Linked DNA regions of Homo sapiens: region 2 is linked to region 1. Evidence: chromatin loops called from intact Hi-C (ENCODE). Cell type or tissue: ascending aorta. All regions are shown on one strand. Links, peaks and the distances in the headings refer to the core of each region. The heading gives the core; the rest is flanking DNA.

The links. A loop is a pair of places that touch in the nucleus more often than their neighbours do. Peaks named below come from ENCODE experiments on the same cell type or tissue, not always from the same donor. Only the 100,000 strongest peaks of a DNase experiment are listed, where the experiment ranks them.
Region 2: a loop joins it to region 1, with 2.6 times the contacts of the local background. A loop is called at or near these places in 2 of 110 quality-filtered maps.

Annotation. Positions count from the first base shown.
Region 1 is chr1:44,834,599-44,837,513 of GRCh38, forward strand. The region is part of intron 2 of PTCH2 (patched 2); the gene reads right to left. Among named protein-coding and RNA genes, the nearest start is that of PTCH2, 7.2 kb to the right of the region's middle. RefSeq lists an enhancer at 1,316-1,816. In ascending aorta, for the core only: a CTCF peak has its summit at 1,396 (motif pointing right); a DNase peak (open chromatin) is centred at 1,463.
Region 2 is chr1:44,906,262-44,909,176 of GRCh38, forward strand. The region is part of intron 5 of EIF2B3 (eukaryotic translation initiation factor 2B subunit gamma); the gene reads right to left. Among named protein-coding and RNA genes, the nearest start is that of PTCH2, 64 kb to the left of the region's middle. In ascending aorta, for the core only: no CTCF peak of the experiment used is centred there; no DNase peak of the experiment used is centred there; H3K27ac peaks cover 545 bases.

The DNA of each region.
Region 1 (2,915 bases), core at 225-2,724:
CCAGAGAGATCTGATAAGAAAGCAAGAGAAAGAAACACGGATAATTTAAAATGGAGCATCAAAGAGAATAAAGACTCCTCAGGGGAGAAAATGGGGCAGAGAAAAAGATAAACCTTAGTTGACAAAGATAGATATGGACAGGTGAACTGGGATGCATTGTGGTGCAGAAAGGAAGAGTCGATAATGCTTAGTCTGTGCCTTGGGCTCATTAGTTATTCTCTCTGGGTCTCCAGCTCCTCATCTGTCAAACAGAAACAGTGACTACCTTGGTAGAATTAGAATAAATGCAGGCAAAGTACTTAGGAAATTGCATGGCACACAGTAGGTACAGATGTGGAGTTATTTTTCAATAGTTGCTGGTAGAGAAATGAAGTGACAGAAAAATGAGAAGGAACTGAAGGAAAGACTGCAGGTGACAGGGGAGGAAATAGGACAGAGGAGGGAGAATATCAAGATTGATACATGAAAAAACAACTTGTCTCTTTTTTTTGAGACAGGGTCTCGCTTTGTCACCCAGGCTGGAGTGCAGTGGTGCAATCACAGCTCACCGCAGCCTTGACCTCCCGGCTCAAGCAATCCTCTCAAGTAGCTGGAACTACAGGTGTGTGCCACCATGCCCAGTTAATGTTTGTATTTTTTGTAGAGACAGGGTCTCCCTATGTTGCCCAGGCTGGTCTCGAACTCCTGGGCTCAAGTGATCCTCCCACCTCAGCCTCTGAAAGTGCTGGGATTACAGGCATGAGTCACTGTGCTCGGCCAAACTTTTATGTCTTTACCAACGGGAAAATATAACTGGTTAACCAATATGGAAAAAGACTCTACCTTATAAATAATAATGTAAATGCAAATACAAACATCAATAAGTTACTATCTAACAATTTAGCAAAAATTTTAAAATTGATGGCACTCGTTGCTGGTTTACAAGAGTACACTCTAACCCACCATGAGAGTGTAATATGGTACACTCTTCGGGGGAAAGCAACATTGCAATATATATGCTCCATAATCTTTGGTCCAGAAGTTTCACGTGTAAAGGCCTATATACTATTGTAGGGACTTAAGCTTTCTCTAGGTGAAATGGGAGTCATGGTAGATTTTGGGCAGAGGGGATCTGACGTTTTCATCACCTAACAATGTATTTTTGTGAATACACTATTGTGAGTTGTGAATGATGAGGTGCCCACGAGAAGAAGTCAGGAAACGTGTCCTGGACCAGGTGTGCGCAGGGAACTGTCAAAGACTCCGTGTTTCGGTACTGCTAAGAGTGAGCCAGGGAGGAGCCAGCGGCAATGCTGGAGAAGCAATCAAGTCCAATTATGGAGGGCCTAGAGTGTGTGCTATGGAGTTTATATTTGATTTTACAGAATCTGGTGGAAATCGGTGGAAGGGCACTAAGAAGGGGACTGACTTGGCCAGATGGAGATTGGCCACAGGGTGGTGCTGTGGAGGCAGATTTGAAGGTGAGGCTGTCAGCACCTTCCTCCTTTCTAACAGACCCTGATTTCCGTGGCCGTCATCGGAAAGGCCCAGTGATTAGGGACAGCTGGGCTCCTCCCCAGCATCAGGAGGTGAAACTTGATTAGTTTAAGAAGCCAATCAGTAATTCCATTGCCTTTGCCAAGTGAAGGATTTCGGCATAGGATGCTACATAGTTCTTGCCAAAGAGAGCAAATGAGAAGTTGGCTGGGAGGCTACTAATACATTTTTCCTCACTTTTTAAAAGAGATGCAAGATCAGGCATGGTGGCTCATGCCTGTAACCCCAGCACTTCAGGAGGCCAAGGCAGGAGGATCGCTTGAGACCAGGAGTTCAAGACCAGCCTGGGGGCCGGCCAGGCGCGATGGCTCATACCTGCAATCCCAGCACTTTGGGAGGCCGAGGTGGGCGGATCACGAAGTCAAGAGGTTGAGACTAGCTTGGCCAACGTGGTGAAACCCTGTCTTTACTAAAAATACAAAAATTAGCCAGGCGTGGTGCGCACCTGTAATCCCAGCTACTGAGGAGGCTGAGGCAGAAGAATCGCTTGAACCCAGGAGGCGGAGGTTGCAGTGAGCTGAGGTCAATCCACTGCACTCCAGCCTGGGCTAGAGAGCAAGACTCTGTCTCGGGGGATGGAAAAGAAAAAGAAAAAAGGAAAAAAGATCAGCCTGGGCAACATAGTGGGACTGCGTCTCTACAAACAAACAAACAAACAAACAAAAAAATTAGCTGTGCATGGTGGCATGTGCCTGTAGTCCCAGATACTACAGAGAAAGAGGCAGGAGTACTGTGTGAGCCTAGGAGTTCCAGGCTGCAGTGAGCTGTGATTGTGTCACTGCACTCCAGCCTGGGTGAAAGAGTGAGACCCTGTCTCTATAAAACAAAACAAAAACAAAAAGAAATGCAAGACAAGAATGATTTCTTTTTCCTGACACTGCAGCAGCCACTTTGAGATAAGTCTGAGGACAAAAGTCCAGAATGTTGAAGATGGCAGAGGAGAAAGATAGAAAGAAACTGGGTCCTTGCTAATGTCCTTGGGCTGCCGAATTAACTGAATTAACCAGGCTTCCTGTTACAGAGAATAATAAATCAATCTTCTTTCTTCCTTCTTCCCTTCTTCCTTTCCTTTTCTTCTCTTTTCATGTGGCTAAAAGCATTCTATTATTTAATTTAATTTATTTATTTATATATTTTTTTGAGACAGAGTCTTGCTGTTACCCAGGCTGGAGTGCAATGGCACGATCTCAGCTCACTGCAACCTCCGCCTCCTGGGTTCAAGTGATCTCCTGCCTCAGCCTCCGGAGTAGCTGCGATTACAGGTACATGCCATCATGTGTGGCCAAATTTTGTATTTTTAGTAGAGACAAGGTTTTGCCATGTTGGCCAGGCTGGTCTCGAACTCCTGACCTCAGGTGATCCACCCCACCCTGGACTCC
Region 2 (2,915 bases), core at 92-2,591, 72 kb after region 1:
TCCCAAGTACACAAGCAATATTCCTACTGTCTTCAGGCCTGGTTCCAAGCTGGTTGTGTAGGAGATGGTCACGGCAAAGGTTCAGTGAAGGATCACTCAGGAGTTCATGCCTCAAAGCTTTGTTTCAGCTTCTGCATGGCTAGAGTTATACTAAATTAGACAGAGTTTCACTCTTGTTGCCCAGGCTGGAGTGCAGTGGCACGATCTCGACTCACTGCAACCTCCGCCTCTCAGGTTCAAGCGATTCTCCTGCCTCAGCCTCCCGAGTAGCTGGGATTACAGGCATGCGCCACCATACCCGGCTCATTTTTTGTATTTAGTAGAGACAGGGTTTCATTATGTTGGTCAGGCTGGTCTTGAACTCCTGACCTCAGGTGATCCGCCCACCTCGGCCTCCCAAAGTGCTGGGATTACAGGCATGAGCCACCGTGCCCGGGATAAAAGATATTATGAAACAACCTAGCTCAGACATTCCCCACCCTTGAGGTTCAACAGCTGGGCAAATAACTTTCTCCTAAGTACCAGGTATGTACAAGACACTAAGTTGACATCTATATATTAATGCTTACAAATTTATATCTGAAGCATAGTCCTATCCTCTGAACACCGAGTCTATATATGACTTACTCCTGTTTACCTGGATCCCCAAATGAACTTCGGATCTCCCTGCCACAAACCCAGTGCTTCCTATCTGATTATTATCCTGCTGCTCAAACCTGAAATGTGAGTCTTTTTTGACACCACTACACTTCTCAACCCCAAGGTTCAAACACCAAGTCCTCAGATTTTACCTGCTAAATCCTTCTCTAACTTATCTACTTTTCTCCAACTCCACTGTCAATACCCTAGTTCAAATTACCATTACTTCTTACCTGGATTACTACAATACCTTCCCTTACTTGGTCTCTCTGCATCCTCTCTTACCCAACTCCAATCCTTTCTCCATATTGTATCCAGAGTTATCTTTCGAAGGCAAATTTGATTGTGTCATTCCCTGCTTAAAATGCTTTGGTAGTGGCTGGGCGCGGTGGCTCATGCCTGTACTCCCAGCACTTTGGGTGGCCGAGGTGGGTGGATCACGAGGTCAGGGGATGGAGACCATCCTGGCCAACATGGTGAAACCTCATTTCTACTAAAAATACAAAAATTAGCTGGGCGTGGTGGGGCGTGCCTGTAATCCCAGCTACTTGGGAAGCTGAGGCAGGAGAATTGCTTGAACCAGGAAGTCAGAGGTGGCAGTGAGCCAAGATCGTGCCATTGCACTCCAGCCTGGCGACAGAGCAAAACTCCTTCTCAAAAACAAACAAAAAATGCTTTGGTAGTTGGGACTACAGTAGATTGTTTTAAAAATGGTCACAGCCGGGCACGGTGGCTCATGCCTGTAATCCCAGCACTTTGGGAGGCTGAGGTGGGGGGATCACCTGAGGTCAGGAGTTCAAGACCAGCCTGACCAACATGGAGAAACCCTGTCTCTATTAAAAATACAAAATTAGCCGGGCATGGTGGTGCATGCCAGCTACTCGGTGGCTAAGGCAGGAGAATCGCTTGAACCCAGGAGGTGGAGGTTGCAGTGAGCCGAGATCACGCCATTGCACTCCAGTCTGGGCAACAAGAGCGAAACTCCATCTCAAAAAAAAAAAAAAAAAAAAAAAAAAGATGGCCACAATTATTCCCCTCTCTGTACTCATATCCTTTTGTAAAGTAACTTTGCAGCTCCTCCCATCATGAGGTAGAGTCTATTTTGCATCTCATGACTCTGGGCTGGGCTTATGACTGCTTTGATCTGAAGAATGTGGTGCAAATAATGCTGTTCCAGCCCTTTCTCCAATTCACAAGATTAAGAAGTCTCAGCTCTGCCTATAAAGACTCTGTTGCCAAAGCACATTCAAACACAAGGTGACACTCTGGCTCCATTAATGTCCTCTTCCAACAAATTTACTGGGATCCTACTATGTCAGGCCATGTATTAGACCTTAGGCCTACAAAGACAAAATACAACCACTATCCTTATGTAACTTATAGTCCAGAGCAATACAGGGTTATAAATGTTACCACAGAACTTTCTTCAGTATATAGGGGAGCACAAAGGAAGAAGCACGGTTCTGCCTATGACAGGAAAGATTAGAAAAATCTTCACAGAAAAATGATATTTGAGCTGAGTCTTGAAAGAAAAATAAGTTCTTAGCCAGGGAGAGAAGAGTAACTTTGGCTGAAGGATTACCAGGAACGGTGAAAAGTAAAAGGACAAAGACATTACAAGGAATGCAGAAGTTAACAGAACTATAAGCAATTTTTCATAGCTACTGATAGAATGTTGAGAATGGGGTTGTGTTAGAGAAAGATGAGATATAAGGCTGGAGGGGTAAGCATGATTAGATAACTGAGGGCTTTAGGAATGTGTGCTTTATTCTACAAGCAATGTATTTATAGATTTGGGATAAAGAGATAGTGGAAAGCAAAGTTGAAAATTCTGGAGAATGTTGAAAAAACTAATGGAGAAAAGGTTCCAGGAGTGGCAGAAGAAAGGGGGTAAAAGGCATAAATGAAGGGACTGGCCCCAAACTTCTTCTAATGCTGGAGGAAAGGAATCGAAGGTGGGTCTGAATAAAGGCAAAGTCATGGATGGGGTAGCTGGGGAAATCAGCAGGCCCATGTTTTGACAGGAGAATGGTGATGGTAGAGAACAGCTTCTGAGAGGAGTGGAAAGCTGGCCCAGGACAAATGGAAGAATGAAGAGTGGTTCTGAGGGTTCAGCTAAGATAGGAGCCATGAATTTATAGTGCTGCCAATTTATATCCGTGCATAATATTTCTCCTAAAGACTTTGGACTTGGAGAGAAATGCCTGAAGGCACAGGACCTAGATTGGATGAAGAAGGAAATGAGGGGGGAAAAGAGAGAGAGAGGGAGAGAAAAA